Regions from separate parts of the Homo sapiens genome. Here region 2 is linked to region 1. The links are chromatin contacts, found by Hi-C or POLR2A ChIA-PET in ENCODE. All regions are on one chromosome and are shown on one strand. Each heading gives the region's core, a stretch centred on a gene start or an enhancer-like site at or near the end of the contact. The rest is flanking DNA. Distances are from core to core; before and after follow the strand shown. Region 1 holds the start of TNFAIP8 (TNF alpha induced protein 8). Region 2 holds the start of HSD17B4 (hydroxysteroid 17-beta dehydrogenase 4).

The links. Hi-C counts contacts between places; a loop is a spot of excess contacts on that map. ChIA-PET counts read pairs that join two places held with the same protein, here RNA polymerase II (POLR2A). Pooled maps may share reads with other maps.
Region 2: a map with no recorded cell type shows a loop between it and region 1 (4-fold over the local background). The contact joins the promoter of HSD17B4 here to the promoter of TNFAIP8 in region 1. A Hi-C loop is called at or near these places in 2 of 37 single-sample maps with no recorded cell type and 11 of 50 pooled maps. POLR2A ChIA-PET finds 5 or more read pairs at or near these places in 4 of 52 experiments (MCF 10A, PC-9, T-cell and 1 more).

The regions. Positions count from the first base shown.
Region 1 is chr5:119,351,557-119,359,086 of GRCh38, forward strand. It overlaps TNFAIP8 (TNF alpha induced protein 8), which reads left to right and starts at 4,463. Exons shown (of 2, transcript NM_014350.4): 1 at 4,463-4,565. The coding sequence starts at 4,535. It overlaps LOC102723444 (a long non-coding RNA gene), which reads right to left and starts at 4,217. Exons shown (of 5, transcript XR_007058912.1): 1 at 4,142-4,217; 2 at 2,699-2,810. RefSeq lists an enhancer at 3,420-3,559 and silencers at 4,210-4,369, 4,998-5,292, 5,090-5,149.
Region 2 is chr5:119,448,596-119,456,125 of GRCh38, forward strand. It overlaps HSD17B4 (hydroxysteroid 17-beta dehydrogenase 4), which reads left to right and starts at 3,902. Exons shown (of 24, transcript NM_000414.4): 1 at 3,902-4,038. The coding sequence starts at 3,981. RefSeq lists an enhancer at 4,003-4,052.

The DNA of each region.
Region 1 (7,530 bases), core at 3,213-5,712:
GAGTATGTTAGGTGTATTAAATATATTTTCAGCTTATGATGGTTTTATCCTGATGTAGCCCCATCGCTAAGTTGAGGAGCATCTGTACTCAGCACTTAAGGCTACTTGAGGCACAGAGCTTGATCTTCTGCAAAAGTGTATAAATGACTCCACTGTCATTTTAGCATTCCCTTTTTCAATTCTAGTATATACAATTTTCTTTTTTCTTTTTCTTTTCTTTCTTTTCTTTTTCTTTTTTTCTTTTTTTTTTTGAGATGGTGTCTCACTCTGTTGCCCAGGCTAGAGTGCAGTGGCACGATCTCAGCTTGCTGCAACCTCCACCTCCTGGGTTCAAGCGATTCTTCTGCCTCAGCCTCACAAGTAGCTGGGATTACAGGAGCCTGCCACTGTGCTCAGTTAATTTTTGTATTTTTAGTAGAGATGAGATTTCACTGTCTTGGCCAGGCTGGTCTCGAACTCCTGACCTTGTGATCCACCTGCCTCGGCCTCCCAAAGTGCTGGGATTACAGGGGTGAGCCACTGTGCCCGGCCATAAATACCATTTTCTTAAGGCTAAGAGAGCCAAATAACCTGGGCCAGGGAGAGGCCATGGAGAGATACCCACTTAGGCTTACTTGTGTTATGGAAGGGTAAATGTAAATGTGTCTGAGGATAATAGGAAGAACTCAAAGCCTACAGGCCTAACCAGGTGAGACCAAGACACAGATCTCTCCCGCATATGGGGAAACAGGAGTGACAGCCAACTTTTTATATAGATCACGGAAGCCTTCGAAGGCTTTCAAGGGTGTAGACAAAAATGATACAAGAGAAGTTGAAGAAGGTCTCAAAGTGAAATTGAAGGAAGCAGATTCAGCCTCAGCAGGTTAGAAAAAAAAATGACCATTTTTGGTGACCTGAAGTTTTTGCGAACTAGAGGCTATAGGTCCATAACTAGTTTACAGAGGTGCTTCATATTTTTCACTGCAGAGAACATATAACATTCTTGAATGTGAGTGGAATATTTGATACCTCCTAATTAAAAGGTACCTTGTCTTCCCAGTTCTGCCGGCTGGCCTTCTAATTTGTGTGAGTCTGAAAACTCACTGATCTCCCCTTTTCTTAACAGACATCTGGGGAGCTGTGAGCAAAAGGCCTAAAAGTCAGGCCTTTAAAAAAAACTCTTTGAACAGCTTTATTTAAGGCATAATTTGGAAAGAGATTTTTCTGCTGCCCTGTGATAAAGTTCAGTCGAGAGTTGGTGTTAATAAACCTTCCTTAGAACCAAGGTGACTTGGAAAGTTGAGTTCTTTAGGTCTGTGGTCAAATTAACAAAATTATGTCAATAAGCCCCAGGTGAGTAGGGTCAATTTACATATGACACACACAAATATTTGATTATACCTCAATGAATGAATAAACCTTCAGAATCTTAGCTACCATTTTCATTCTTCCATCTTGACACAAAAGGTGGGAGTTCCATTATTAGACACTTGCAGGAGTTCAACATAGTATTTAAATTTAAGTACAGTTTGTTATTAAATGAGAAGTGTTGCTAACTTAGTTGCAATTTTGTATCAGGCGGGCGGTAATAGTTTGTTGGTATGACTTCCATACATGTTGCCATGTGAAGGATGTTTGGGGTGTTTCTTAAACATACAAGAATCAACAAGTCCCACCTACAGGAGATAACAAATCATTATGATGTACTGGACCATTATTCACTGGGGCTAAGAAGTAAATTATCCCCTTTTGAATAAAAGCACAGCAAAATCAAAATGACCTAGTACATATCTGAGAGCAGCAGAAGGCCAAGGGGAGCCCTAGAGAATCAGCTGCCCTTTGTCACCATGTTGCAGGGTAGGGGTATGGGGCAATGCAGCCTGCCCAGAGCAGATGGCTTTGAGGTTATACGGGAGACTGAGGAATGTACTTATTCACATAAAGCCTTTTAAAATAAGCTGAGCATTCATTGCTCTTGAGCTAAAACAGAGCATTCTTCCCCAAGGTGACTGCTTGCTTGCATTTAAATACAAAAGAAGTTTCTCTCCAGGCTTCCTGAGGCCGATGGTGAATGTTCAAAGATCAACGAAGCTAACATGAATCTAAAATGAATTATAAGGCTGACGGAGCGCTTGAACTATTCATTCAGCAGTTGTAAAACAAGTAGCACATTAAAGGACATGTATTTTAACATATCTTATGTGGTTTGTCCCCAGTTGGACTTGCAAAATGACATTTAATAAATATTTCTTGTAAGGGTACTTTCTAAAAGAAGAGAGTGAAAGTAATTCTGCTGTAGGCAGATTGGGCCTGAAATTTGGGTTGTCTGGATTTGCATAATCATCACCTTGAAAAGGTGTTGCTTTACCCCAATTATAGATCAGTGGAAGCTCTCTTGTGTAGCACACGGCCCTGGTGAGATCCCTTAAGATCTCTTGTGGACTATCTGTGGACATCTGGGTTGCAGTGAGGAAGGGCAAGGATAGATGGTATAGGGAGAGAGGGGCAGAATGTTGACTTGGGCAGGACAGGAAAAGCCACTTGTGACTGGTGAGGGAGCATTTCTTTGGGTTCAGAATCATCCTCATCTCAGTGTATCTCCCCATAAGTCTGAGATTACTGAGTGCAAGGTATACATATCAGCAGCTCCTGACTCAGGATGTGTGGCAGAGGGGACCATGAAGTTAACTGTGACTTTCGGAAGGGTGCAGTCTGTTACCCTTTCGGTGGCGAGGTCAGTTTCCGGGAGGCTCTGCAACACTGATATTTTCCAGATGTTTCTCCTCTTCTCCCTTCTCTGGCTGGCTATATCTTCCTCCCTTCATCCTGCTCTTTCAGTGAAATTGAGATAACATGTTAGAATCTTAGGCAGGTTAGAATCTCTCAGCAGTAGGATGTGATTTAATATCTAGACCTCTTACATTAATATTTATAATAGCCTTCACTGCTTGTGAATAGCATAAGCACTCTTTTCTGTTCAAAGTCAATACTGAAATAAAACCCAAGAGTATGTTTTATAAAAATTTACTTTTAATGGTGCAATGGTAATAATCTATGTAGTCCTTATGGTTTTCAAATCCCTTTGTGCTTATATTACCTTATTTAATACAGACATAAATCTGTGAAGTAAATAATACTATTTTTATCTTCATTTTACAAATGAGGAACTGGAGGCTCAGAGAGGTTAATTTGCATAAGGTCATACAAATGATAGATGGCAGAACTGGATTTAAGTTCAGACTCCTTAAATCCATGTCTTTTGTACGTTCTTTTCACTAAATTTGCCATAGTGTTTCTATTGGTTTTTGCCTATATAAAATCGGAAACGAAGAAAAAGAAACGAACTGGAAAATAAATTTGTCAAAAGAGTATATTTTTTTCTCATAATTTCCAAGCGGATCTTTCAGATATGTTATTTGAGGACTTTTTGCCTCAGACTGGCGATAAAACAAGTGTTCTACAAAATACCTCCGTAAGACAGGCCTATCAGTGGCAGCTCTTGTCCCCGCTTTGCAGAAGGGAAAACCAAGGCTCCACAGAGCTAAGGGGACTTCCTCTCAGCCAATTTGTAGGGGCCTGTGGGCCAGACCCGGGGGCAGAATTGAGATCTGTTGTGAAGGCTGTCCGGCTTCTTTATTCTATCAGCATTTCAAATCCTGAAAACCTCCCCTTTGGCATTTTGAAGGAATTCATCCCCAGTTTTTGCTGGTAGCCGGGAGGGAACCGTGCTCTCCCCCTGAGGAAGGCCCTTTGGAGTAACTGCAGCAATGAGTGCCCGGGCTGTGCTTGGAGTACCAGTGCTCGCCCGGGGCTATACTGAATGAGTAAGCAGCCCCGTCTGCTTTTGCTGTGCAAAGGTAAGGGTGGAGGCCGCTCCACTTTCTTCAAAAGGCCCCGCTCTGGGACTTGTGAAATTGTGCTCTCTTAAGCTGGTCCTTGCAACCCCATGGACGATATCCATGCGACTTTCCTACAAAAATAACATACCAAAGCCGCTTTAAAATCCGTAATTTTTGGGTTGCAAGACTCCAAGACAAAGTCAAATGGGCATCAAAAAATGTAATCCAAAAATACAGAGGCATTGGTTCTACCCTATATGCATTTGCTATTTATGTAAAACTACAGTGTGCTCTGAGATGAGACTTTTTTTTTCTTTTTATACCTTTTTTTCCGCCCGTCTGGTGCGTTTGCCGACGGTTCTTCTCGGCCCTGTGTCTCGGGAGAGTCGGCTGCCGTCTGGGCCTGTGCCCCACCTGCGTGCGCCCGGGCCGAGCCAGCCCCGCCAGGTCGCCTCCGCCCGGCTGCCGGCCCGAGCGCGCGGCTCCGGGGGCGGACTCCCGCCGCCCAGCTGACACGCGATTCGTCACTCTTGCAGAACTTTCCCCCTGAAAATCCCTGCACCAGAACCCGCTCTCCCGCCCCGGGGAGGTTTTGATTTTAGTGGCTTTCTTCCTTTTATTTTCCGTCGTGTGCGGATTTCGCTGCAGAGCGAACTTGCGGCTCGTCCGAGTACATGTGAGCGGTAATCGCCCCTGCAGCTGGTTATCCTGACATTATGCACTCCGAAGCAGAAGAATCCAAGGAAGGTAGGATTCTGGTTTCTCCTGGGGGCCGGCCAAGTTCTGCGGAGGAATTTGGAGGAAGGCAGTGGTAGAAGAGGATGGGAGTTTTAAAGTGAGCGGTGGGCACTTTGTCCGCTTGCCCTGCGCCTTCGAAGCCAAGTCGGAGCTGGATAAGCGGAGCCCGGGTCTCATCTTGGGCTCCCTTCTCCCCCCGCAGCCGTTCAGAGGGGAGGGGAGGAAAAGTCGGACCTAGTTCAGCCAGCCCACTAAGTCTGCTTTTTAGCTTTCTCTGGAAACGAAAGAGCCCCACTTGGACTCCAAGAATGCAAAATGTGCTTGGAAAAGGGCTGCCTGCCTGCATCAGAAAGACTGAAAGCGGGATCCCTGGAAGAGCCCTGAGTGGAGGGTCCCTTGAAAAGGGGTTTGAGAAATTAGAAACGCTATATGTTTCCGGCTAAAAGGGGAAGCTGAGTGAGGGGAAGCGAAAATCTGTATTTGAGAAATAGATTAATTTTTTTTCATTGCTGGGTTTTCAGCAGTGAGTTCATTTCGTTGGGGGTTTGAGGGGGCTGAAAGATATGAGGGGGTCCTTGTGCAGCTTGAAACTGAGAAGAGTTTGTCTGTTTCTAACTTCGCAAAAGCAAAGGGTTTCATTTACTCCTAACAGAGAACAGGTGACAGGGCTGGAAAAGCTCCAACCAAAACACAATTATACGCTGGTGTTAGTTTGGGGAGTTTATTTGTGTGTGAGTGTTTGTATGCTTTGTTCCTTGAAACTTTATGTATACAAAAGTTCTCTTGTAAGTGGGGGGTGGGAGTAAGGGTGGTTGGGGAAAATTAGAGAGTAAGAGAGGAGACTATTCAAGATTGTGAAATACTCTTTCTTTTCATGTAGTCTCTTGGAAAGCTGGTTAATTTCAAGTCAATCACAGCAGTTCTGGCAGAGGAGCAGCCCCATCATTTCTCCATTTGGTAGACACCAGTTAGGAAGAGCCCTTGAAACTTGTCCTCTTCTGCCTTTTACTGATTCCCCTCCCAGAGGAAAGCTTTGTGTTTCACCATGTAGTCTTTGTGGGCTCACGTTTACCTTATTATGCTGTGTGAGGGAAATAGTCAATAAAAAGGAGGTTTGTTTAATAGAAATACGGGGCTGGCATGAATGAAAAATGACAGCCAGGAGCATTGTTTTTGAGTTTGATGTGGAGTATGGGGGGAGTAATGCTTTCTTGCCGTGTCCTGTGTTCTGATGGAGCTGTGTGCTGATAGATGCTTTTCTTTTCTATGTCTTTATACCAGCAGTTTATTCAAAGTCAAAGGTAGTTGAAGGCAAATAGGAACCAGGCTGAGAGAACTCAAGGGTGAACTTCTGTGTGAATTACAAGTAGCACTTAAGCTGGCGTTTTCTCTCAGGTGTGTTTTCCCTGTCTTTTGAGAAAGAGAGAGTGGGAGAGAAAGTGGAAAAACAGTATCCCAAAGTGTGTATTATACATTCCCATAGCAACATCCACAGTCTTCCCTCCTCGAGGGCCCAGCTCTCTGGTTTTAAGTTTGGAAGCAGCCTGCAAACTGGCCTATGAAGAGGTTAATGGGGCCCCTTCTGCTTGTTCCTCACCTTCCCTCCACTTGTCATCATTTACATTCTGCAGATCGGCCACAAATGATATGGCGCTCTGCTTTTTAAAGAAAGCCCAGAATGTTTCTTTTAAAATAATCTGAGGTAGTAGAATTTTAAATTGATAGCAATTAGGGTGGGATACTGAATAACTCTTGAGGGAGATTGAACACTTTATTAATCAGATAGAATCATATAGCTTCTGCCAGGAAATGAAGGATAGGTGTCTGTGTGTTTTGGGTGTGTTTTCTCCAAGGCTGGTTCATTGGCTGTAATCTAGAACCTTCTGGTTAGCTACCACCACTCAGATGTCGATGAAGCGAGCTATGTTGTGTAAATAACTCAGTTATCTTCTCTATCGTTACTAGTCCTTTTCCTCTTATACGTAGCTTTTTTTTTTTTTTTCATCCTGGTGAACTTATGTATCCCATTTAGTGTGAGATCACCATGAGTTCTTAAGAATGTCTGTATTGCAAGAAAACTGCCTTTGGATGCTTCATGCCTGATACGCTGTAAGAGGAGATACTTTTAAGTCATTTTTCTCAACTGTAGTGAGAGACTAGTATACTTTGGGGTTGAATCTAAGTCCTTGGAGGCCAGCATATTTTTGCATATGCGTGAATGTAGAAGCAAATGACTGGGGATATTGTTAAGCCATCAGAGCTTAAAACATACTTGACTCTGTGCCAGGGGTGCTGGATATTTGTCCCCAGCCTATAGCCATCTCCTAAATAATTGATTTAATTTTTCCTGCTTAACAATGAATAAGTGATTGTGCTTGGGTATTAAACAGAGAAAAATAATCCAGGCCTTGCTTTATTAAAAACTGAATGAGTTTAAATTATTCAGACATAGAATAAATAGGAAAGAAGGGGAAATGAAAGAAGAAACTCACTTTTTTAAAAAGGTGACTACCATTAAAAAGAGGATATCAACAGTTTCCAGTGGATGGGGCTTCCTGAGGAGATAGGCTGATAGCCGTGTATTTGGCATTTAGTTGTTTCCTGAGTAAATTGCTTAATTATGAAGTAGTTAAAGTGAGTGGCAGTTGAGATCTCTGAGAATCTTTCTAGTGCTAAGCATCAAGGCATCCAGGGCTCCTTTGCTCTGGATGTTGAAGCATTGATACCAGAAATTGAGAAAGCCATTGTTAAGGGGTGGGCGAGGTGTCACTTTGTGGGGACTTGGAAAAGAGTGAGGATTGAGTGGTGAGTGAGTCTGGCTCGCTCCTCCATTGCCCATAGTAGCCATTTCCCACCACCACCTCACCCAGTTCTTACTCTCATGCCTCACCAGGCCTGCTATTTCACAAAGAAAACAGTAGCCATTAGATAACTCCCTCAACGTCCTGTTCCCAGACTGACAGACTCATCTCCG
Region 2 (7,530 bases), core at 2,652-5,151, 96 kb after region 1:
CTTCCCTTGCAGCCGTAATGGGTGTACTTACTCTTGTTGGGTGCTGTATCATACCATACATCTGTGGGTTGGTGCAGAGGCTCATAGAAATGGCACTTACTAAATCCTCCCTTAACTATCCTCCACCTTATCCAGAGAAGCTTATTCTTTTGGAAAATCAAGCAGAACAACTAAGCCAAGACATGTTAAAGAAGTTTGAAGAGAAAGAGCTGTAAGGAAATGCAAGAGGAGGAGTTGTTAGATATGAGTTCTAAATTTCTTTTAAAAGAATCAGTATGTCAGTGTATTCAATTCTTTGCCTTCTACTTTGAAACTTAACTTCCTCGTAAAGCAACCTTTTCCGATTACCTGCTCCACCCTGTCTCATTCTGATTACCTGCTCATTCTCTACCCTGGCTCATTCCGATGTCCTCTCTGTCATAACCATTTTTCCTGCCAAACCACTCACCCTGTCACTCTCTTTAAATTAGCCAACTGGAATTAGTTTAACCTGTGTGGACTAACCCTAGGCAATAGGGGAATGACACAGCAGCAGGGGCCACATGCATCAGGAATAAGGACCCCTTCCCCTCCCTTGTCCGGGTGTGCGCTCACCATTGCTCCATCTGTGAGAGTGCAACCTTCTATAGAAGTAAACTGCGTTGCTGAGAAGAAAAAAAAATTTTATATTCGAGTGCTATTTCTTCTGTGGCACCAAAACTTTATTTATAACAGAAACCAAGCTGTCAGAGCTCTGGAACCATAGCTGTCTGCTAGGTGTCTCTAGCCATAGTTTTGCTTCCCCTTCACAGATGCAGTTTGTCTAAAATTGAAGCCATAACCCCTCCAAAGCCACTCTTTCTCCACTATTTATTTTGATGAATGGCCCATCGTAATCTAGATTTTCAAATCAAAATATAGGATTATTTCAGTTGCTCTTTTCTCATATCTACATCTAATTAATCAAAAAGACTAGTTCTGAAGCAGGAAATTTTCCTGACCCCTTCATGGGTGGGGGCAGGAACTGGAGCACATAGGATCTAGAACTAGCTGGCCGCTTTGGGTCTGGCAGGGGTGGACTCCATTCACTGGGTCCCACTGCGTTCCACAGGAACGGGGAGCACAGGTGAGTGGGTGCAGGAGCTGGGGCCAGTGCATGCAGGAGCAAAACTCTATGTGGCCCTTGGCAGTGTCTAGAGGGGTACCTAAGGCCCCTGAAGCCCCAGAGGGTGTGTGTTACAGTGCTCTTTTAACTTTGCCATCCACTGATGGCTTAAATGTTAAACAGCTCAGTAGGCCCTCTGTTTTTTGGTGTGAGGCACTTGCTCTCTGCCAGTGAGGGCAGAGGGTCAGTGTGACAGCCTTTAGTGTCACACCTGTGGCACCTGAGCTCTTGTTTGGCATCCAGGAAAAATCAGGTCACAGGAACAAATTGAATAATGGTGAATGCAGAGGATTTTATTGCCGATGAGAGTGGCTGTCAATGGGAAGGGGAGCTGAAAAGGGGATGGAGTGAGAAGGTGATCTTCCCCAGGAGCAACGCCATTAAGCCATACCTCTGAAGTCGAGCTGTTTCTTCTCTCCTCTCCTCTCTGCCATTGGAGCCTGGGGTTTTTATGGGCACAGGATGGGGGGCAGGGGGACCATAGGTGGTTTTGGAAAAGGCAACATTCAAGAGGGAAAACAGGGATGCATGTTCTCACTTTGGGCTGTGTTTTCAGGCTTGAGGTTGGAGCCCTCACTGGGGACCTGCCCTCTTCTGCCCAGAATTTCCCTGCCTTCTATCCCTGTCAGTTCCATTTGCAAATACAGTTTATCTCAACATTTCTTCTTCAACATTTCCTCTGCCTTACTTCTGGTTTCCATAATTTCCCCCAAATCTTTTCTATGTTCTCCTTGCCCACCTCTAATTATTGGGGGAACCTGCCCCCAATATTTCAACATAGGTTCTTTCTATTTTCCATAAGTGTCAGTCAGCTGAGAAATAGAGAAAGAGTACAAAGGGAGGAATTTTACAGCTGGGCTGCCGGGGGTGACATCACATATCAGTAGGACCGTGATGCCCACCTGAGCCTCAAACCAGCAAGTTTTTTATTAAGGGTTGCAAAAGGGAAGGGGGTGTAAGAACAGAGAGTAGGTACAAACATCACATGCTTCAAAGGGCAAAAAGCAGAACAAAGATCATATGCTTCTGAGGGAACAGGACAAAGGGCAAAAGCAGAACTACTAATAAGGGTCCAACAAAGATCACAAGACAAAGGGCAAAAGCAGAGCTACTGATAAGGGTCTATGTTCAGCAGTGCATGTATTATCTTGATAAACATCTTAAACAACAGAAACAGGGTTCGAGAGCAGACAACTGGTCTGACCACAAATTTACCAGGGCCGGGTTTTTCCCCACCGTAGTAAGCCTGAGGGTACTGCAGGAGACCAGGGCATATCTCAGTCCTTATCTCAACCACATAAGACAGAGCAGCCGTTTATAGACCTCCCCCCAGGAATGCATTCCTTTACCAGGGTATTAATATTAATATTCCTTGCTAGGAAAAGAATTTAGTGATATCTTCCCTACTTGCACGTCCGTTTATAGGCTCTCTGCAAGAAGAAAAATATGGCTGTTTTTGCCCAACCCCGCAGGCAGTCAGCCCATATGGTTGACTTCCCTTGTTCCCTAAAAATTGCTGTTATTCTGTTCTTTTTCAAGGTGCACTGATTTCATATTGTTCAAACACACATGTTTTACAATCAATTTGTACAGTTAACACAATTATCACAGTGGTCCTGAGGTGACGTACACCTTCAGCTTACGAAGATAACAGGATTAAGAGATTAAAGTAAAGACAGGCATAAGAAATTATAAAAGTATTATTTGGGAACTGATAAATGTCCGTGAAATCTTCACAATTTATGTTCCTCTGCTGCGGCTCTAGCAGGTCCCTCTGTTTGGGGTCCATGACTTCCCGCAACATCCAATCAATCCTCCATAATGGGCAAAGTGATCTTTCCATAGTGTAAATGTGTTCCCACCACTCTCTGGAGTAATCCTACTTAAAACCGTTTTCAGCACAAAATTCAAACATCTAAACATGATCTTGCTGGCTTTGCTTTTGTGGCTTTACCCTCTTTCTCCCCAAACCTAGCTAGTGTTTGTGCTGCCTGTAATGCCCTTCTTTCTTTGCAGGGGTCGCCACTTTAGGTCCTGGTCCTCCTTCAGAAAGTTTTTCCTCTTTCTCCCCAGCGGGGATAGGGTCTGTTTATTTTGACACCATTAGCTCACTTACACACATTGGTCACAAGTCTAGGCTGCACCGTTATTGAAAGTTTACCATCTGACTCTGAGTAGCTTGAGGATCCTATCAAAACTCAGGAGATGCTCAGTAAATGTTGATTGAACTATGACTGTTCTCAACATACAAACGCAAGATCATTTAGGAACACTTGTCAAAATGTTTTTGCCCCTTGAGATTCTATTTTGGGAGGTAAGCAGTGGGGGTCCAGGACTCTGCATTTTGACAGTCCCCTGATGTTTGCATGTAGAAGTGCAGGGATTATTACACTGACAAATCTTTACCATCCCTAAGGGGGACTTTCCTTCCCAGGGGCTATCTCTGGAAGCCCCTCAAGGATAGGGGCCGCATGCTGTTTCTCTAGGTCAGCAACTAAACCCAGAAAACGTTTATTGAGTGAATGATGAAACGACAGGTGAATAGATGAACGCAAGGTGTCGAGTTAACTATTCTTCTACACAAGTCCTAGCAGCTCCCATTGCTTCCAGCCGCAGAAATGGCCCCTGGAAGGCAAGTCTTCCAGCGAGTGGAGTCACTCTTAACTACATTTCCCAGGATTCCAAGGGAGCCGCGCGCTCTGCGCTCATCTTCCTACCAGAAATCGGCAAGTCACTGACCCTCGTCCCGCCCCCGCCATTCCCCGCCTCCTCCTGTCCCGCAGTCGGCGTCCAGCGGCTCTGCTTGTTCGTGTGTGTGTCGTTGCAGGCCTTATTCATGGGCTCACCGCTGAGGTTCGACGGGCGGGTGGTACTGGTCACCGGCGCGGGGGCAGGTGAGCATGCGAAGGTTGGAGGCCGCGCCCCTTGCTGAGGCGCAGCTGGCTGCTCTTTTCGGGCCGGCATACGCGCGCAGCCGCAGCTGAGGTCACCCCGCTGAGGTGGTGGGGAGGGGAATGGTTATTCTTGAGGCACCGCATCTCTTGAGGAGGAAAGAGCCGGAAACACCTGGTCTCTCAAGCAGGTACAGCCCGCTTCTCCCCAGCACCCCGGTGTGGGCTTCCCAAGGTCCTGCCTGAGAGGAGAGGCCAGGCTGGGCTGCTGATTGCAAAACTGGGTGAAAGTTCTCCCTGACCCTTATCTGTGGGCATCGATTGTTACTCTTCCTGCAATTAACTCTCTTAGATCTTTGCCTAGTCTTTTAAAGGACTGAAAAGCCGCGAGGGGCGGGGGCTGGAATTCGCCCCCTGAAGCGCAGAGATGTCAGCTCCTGAAAAGTCATTCGGTCGTTCAGTGTTTGTTTCCCTCTGTCGTAAGATTTTAAGTTCGTGAGAGGACCTTCTTTAAAGAGGGCGTCTGATAAGAGCCCTTCCCCGTTGGAGTTTGTATGCTTAGCAAGTCACAATCTGTTCTCGAAATCCACTGGAGTCTTGGCAGAGGTTGTAAGCTCAAATGCGCACAGGGGTCAGGCGTATGATGGAGAAAGAAAATGGGAGTAGGATGGGCACATCTGAGGAACTGGAGAGCAGAGAATTCCGAAGTGGACCGGCCAGTGGGAAAGTTGCCTGTATTTCAGGAGCGGCAAAATGGAAAATTGTTATGTGAAATAGCCCCATTTTTTAAAGTACAAAAAATTAAAACAAACCATTCATACCAACATAGATGCTGTGCAGTGAGATTTTACATTAGTTTCTCACCAGTGGGTGACCTCTGTAACCTCCAAGTGCAGGGATCTTGACATTATGCACCTTTGATTCTCCACTGGTAGTACCTTATACCTGGAAAGGCCCTAATGCATGAATTATTTGAGTTATATATTAAACGTTACAAACTGGAATTCTGTCAATTAATTCCTATGTACTTTCATATCTGTATTGATAAAGTGGCTTCTTATGCTGCCTTTCAGAAAATGCTTTCAGTGTTGATGAATAGCCAAGTATTTTATACCCATAGCTGTCTGGTTATCTCTGCATGGGCATGTATTTGGGTGTAGTCATACCTTCTAAATGTTTTTAGGAAAACATTTTGTTTACACTTTGCTTTTATTGTAAATAATGTATTTTACAACGCTTGGTGTTTTAAATCTTTTTTGACAGCTCTTGGATAATTTTCATGCAGGAGGTCCAGGGATTACATTCTAAGACGTTTTTGCCATCGCTAAGGAGACTTTCCTTTTCAGGGGCTATATCTGAAAATCATTCAAGGATAGGGACTGCTTCTTTTGACACCATTAGCATACTTACACATGGTATGCAGTACATTTTACACCAGTACTCAGTACACTTACACAAGCACATACATCTGTATTTAAAACCAGTTCATGATATAGTGTGTAGTACAGGCAATGCATCCTGAAATTTATTTTCTATTCTGTTTTATTTATAAATTGTAATTGTAACCCACAAAATTGATTTTGTGAAACAATGAGTTGTGACTAGACAGTTATGAACTTAGCACCTGCTGTTCATAAACTGGTTAAATTCTCTCTTACCCATTCAGAGTTGATTAAATTTTTTTTTTTTTTCAGAGCTAAAGGTTTTACTCTGTACCCAGGCTGGAGTGCAGTGACCCGATCATGGCTCACTGTAACCTTGAACTCCTGGGCTCAAGTGATCCTTTTGCATCAGCTTCCAGACTAGCTAGGACTGTAGGCATGTGCCACCACGCCCAGCTAATTTTTAAATGTTTTCAAGAGATGGAGTCTCGCTTTGTTGCCCAGGCTGGTCTCAAACTCCTGGCCTCAAGTGATCCTTCTGCTTGGATTAAATTCTAAAATAAGTTATTTGGTGAAATTTCCTAGTTTTGGAAAACTGTATATTTTTGGTTCTTTTTGTTTTTGTTTGAGAGGGAGTTTTGCTCTGTTGCCGAGGCTGGAGTGCAGTGACATGATCTTGGCTGACTGCAACCTCTGCCTTCCGGGTTCAAACAATTCTCCTACCTCAGCCTCCCAAGTAGCTGGGGGTACAGGTGCACACCACCAAGCCCAGCTGATTTTTGTGGTTTGAATAGAGACGGGGTTTCACCCTGTTGGCCAGGCTGGTCTTGAACTCCAGACCTCAAATGATCCGCCCACCTCTGTCTCATAAAGTGTTGGGATTACAGATGTGTGTCACTACTCCTGGCCTTGGGTTGTTTTTGGAAGGGGCTAATAATTTATGTATCTCAGTTTGTTATTTGTATACTTATTGATTAATTTATACTAAATATAAATTGTTAATTAAATTTATTCATTTGTCAATGAAATTTATCAATTAACTTAAAATGTAAAAAATATACACATATTAAAAAATGTAAACAATACAGAAAAACAATCCAGAAGTAAGCCTTCCACCCCTTATTGCTAGCCACATAGTTCTGTCCTCCAGAGGTAACCACTAATTGCCAGTTTCTAATGTGTTTTTCCCGAGATACTCTATGCCTATAAAACTTCTCTCTTGGCTGGGGATGGTGGTGGCTCACGCCTGTAATCCCAGCACTTTGGGAGGCCGAGGTGGGCTGATCACGAGGTCAAGAGATCGAGACCATCCTGGCCAACATGGTGAAACCCCATCTCTACTAAAAATACAAAAATTAGCTGGGCGTGGTGGCGGGCGCCTGTAGTCCCAGCTACTCGCGAGGCTGAGGCAGGACAATCACCTGAACCTGGGAGGTGGAGGTTGCAGTGAGCCGAGATCATGCCACTGCACTCCAGCCTGGGCGACAGAGTGAGACTGGATCTCAAAAAAAAAGAAAAAAAGCAAAACTTTCTCTCTCTCTCTCTCTCTCTCTCTCTATATATATATATATAATTTCTTTTTGGATATATAAATTTACACCTTGTAGCTTTGAGTCAGAATTAAATATTTTCTGTATTTGATGACTGTGTAGTCAGGGTTCACTGTGGGATACAGAAACCACTAGATATTTTAAGCAGCAAAGGATTCAATACAGGCAATTAGGTTTTAGGCAGGTCTTCTTAGAATAACTCCTGAAACAATAGGAAATTGATCCATTAGAGGAGGCAATACCTCTGAGGCTGTCATTGGAGCTGTGCCACAGCCCAAGTAGCACTGGCACTAGGGACCTGAAGTATGGAAGCTGCCATCCAGGGATTAGGGAGCTGAATGAAGAAGTCGCTGCTATAGTCAGTTTCTGAATACCTAGGAACTTTCAAGAAAACTAGCTTCTTAACAACAACAGCCAGAACTCCCAGTAAGGTGGTCTCTGTCTCACTTACACCTTCTAAGTTTTATGCAGATGCATCAGATGGTGGAACCCAATTCACAGCATCCTAGCAGCTAAGTAGAATGGTAGGAAGTGGTAGTAGAATAGGTGGAAAAATACAGTTT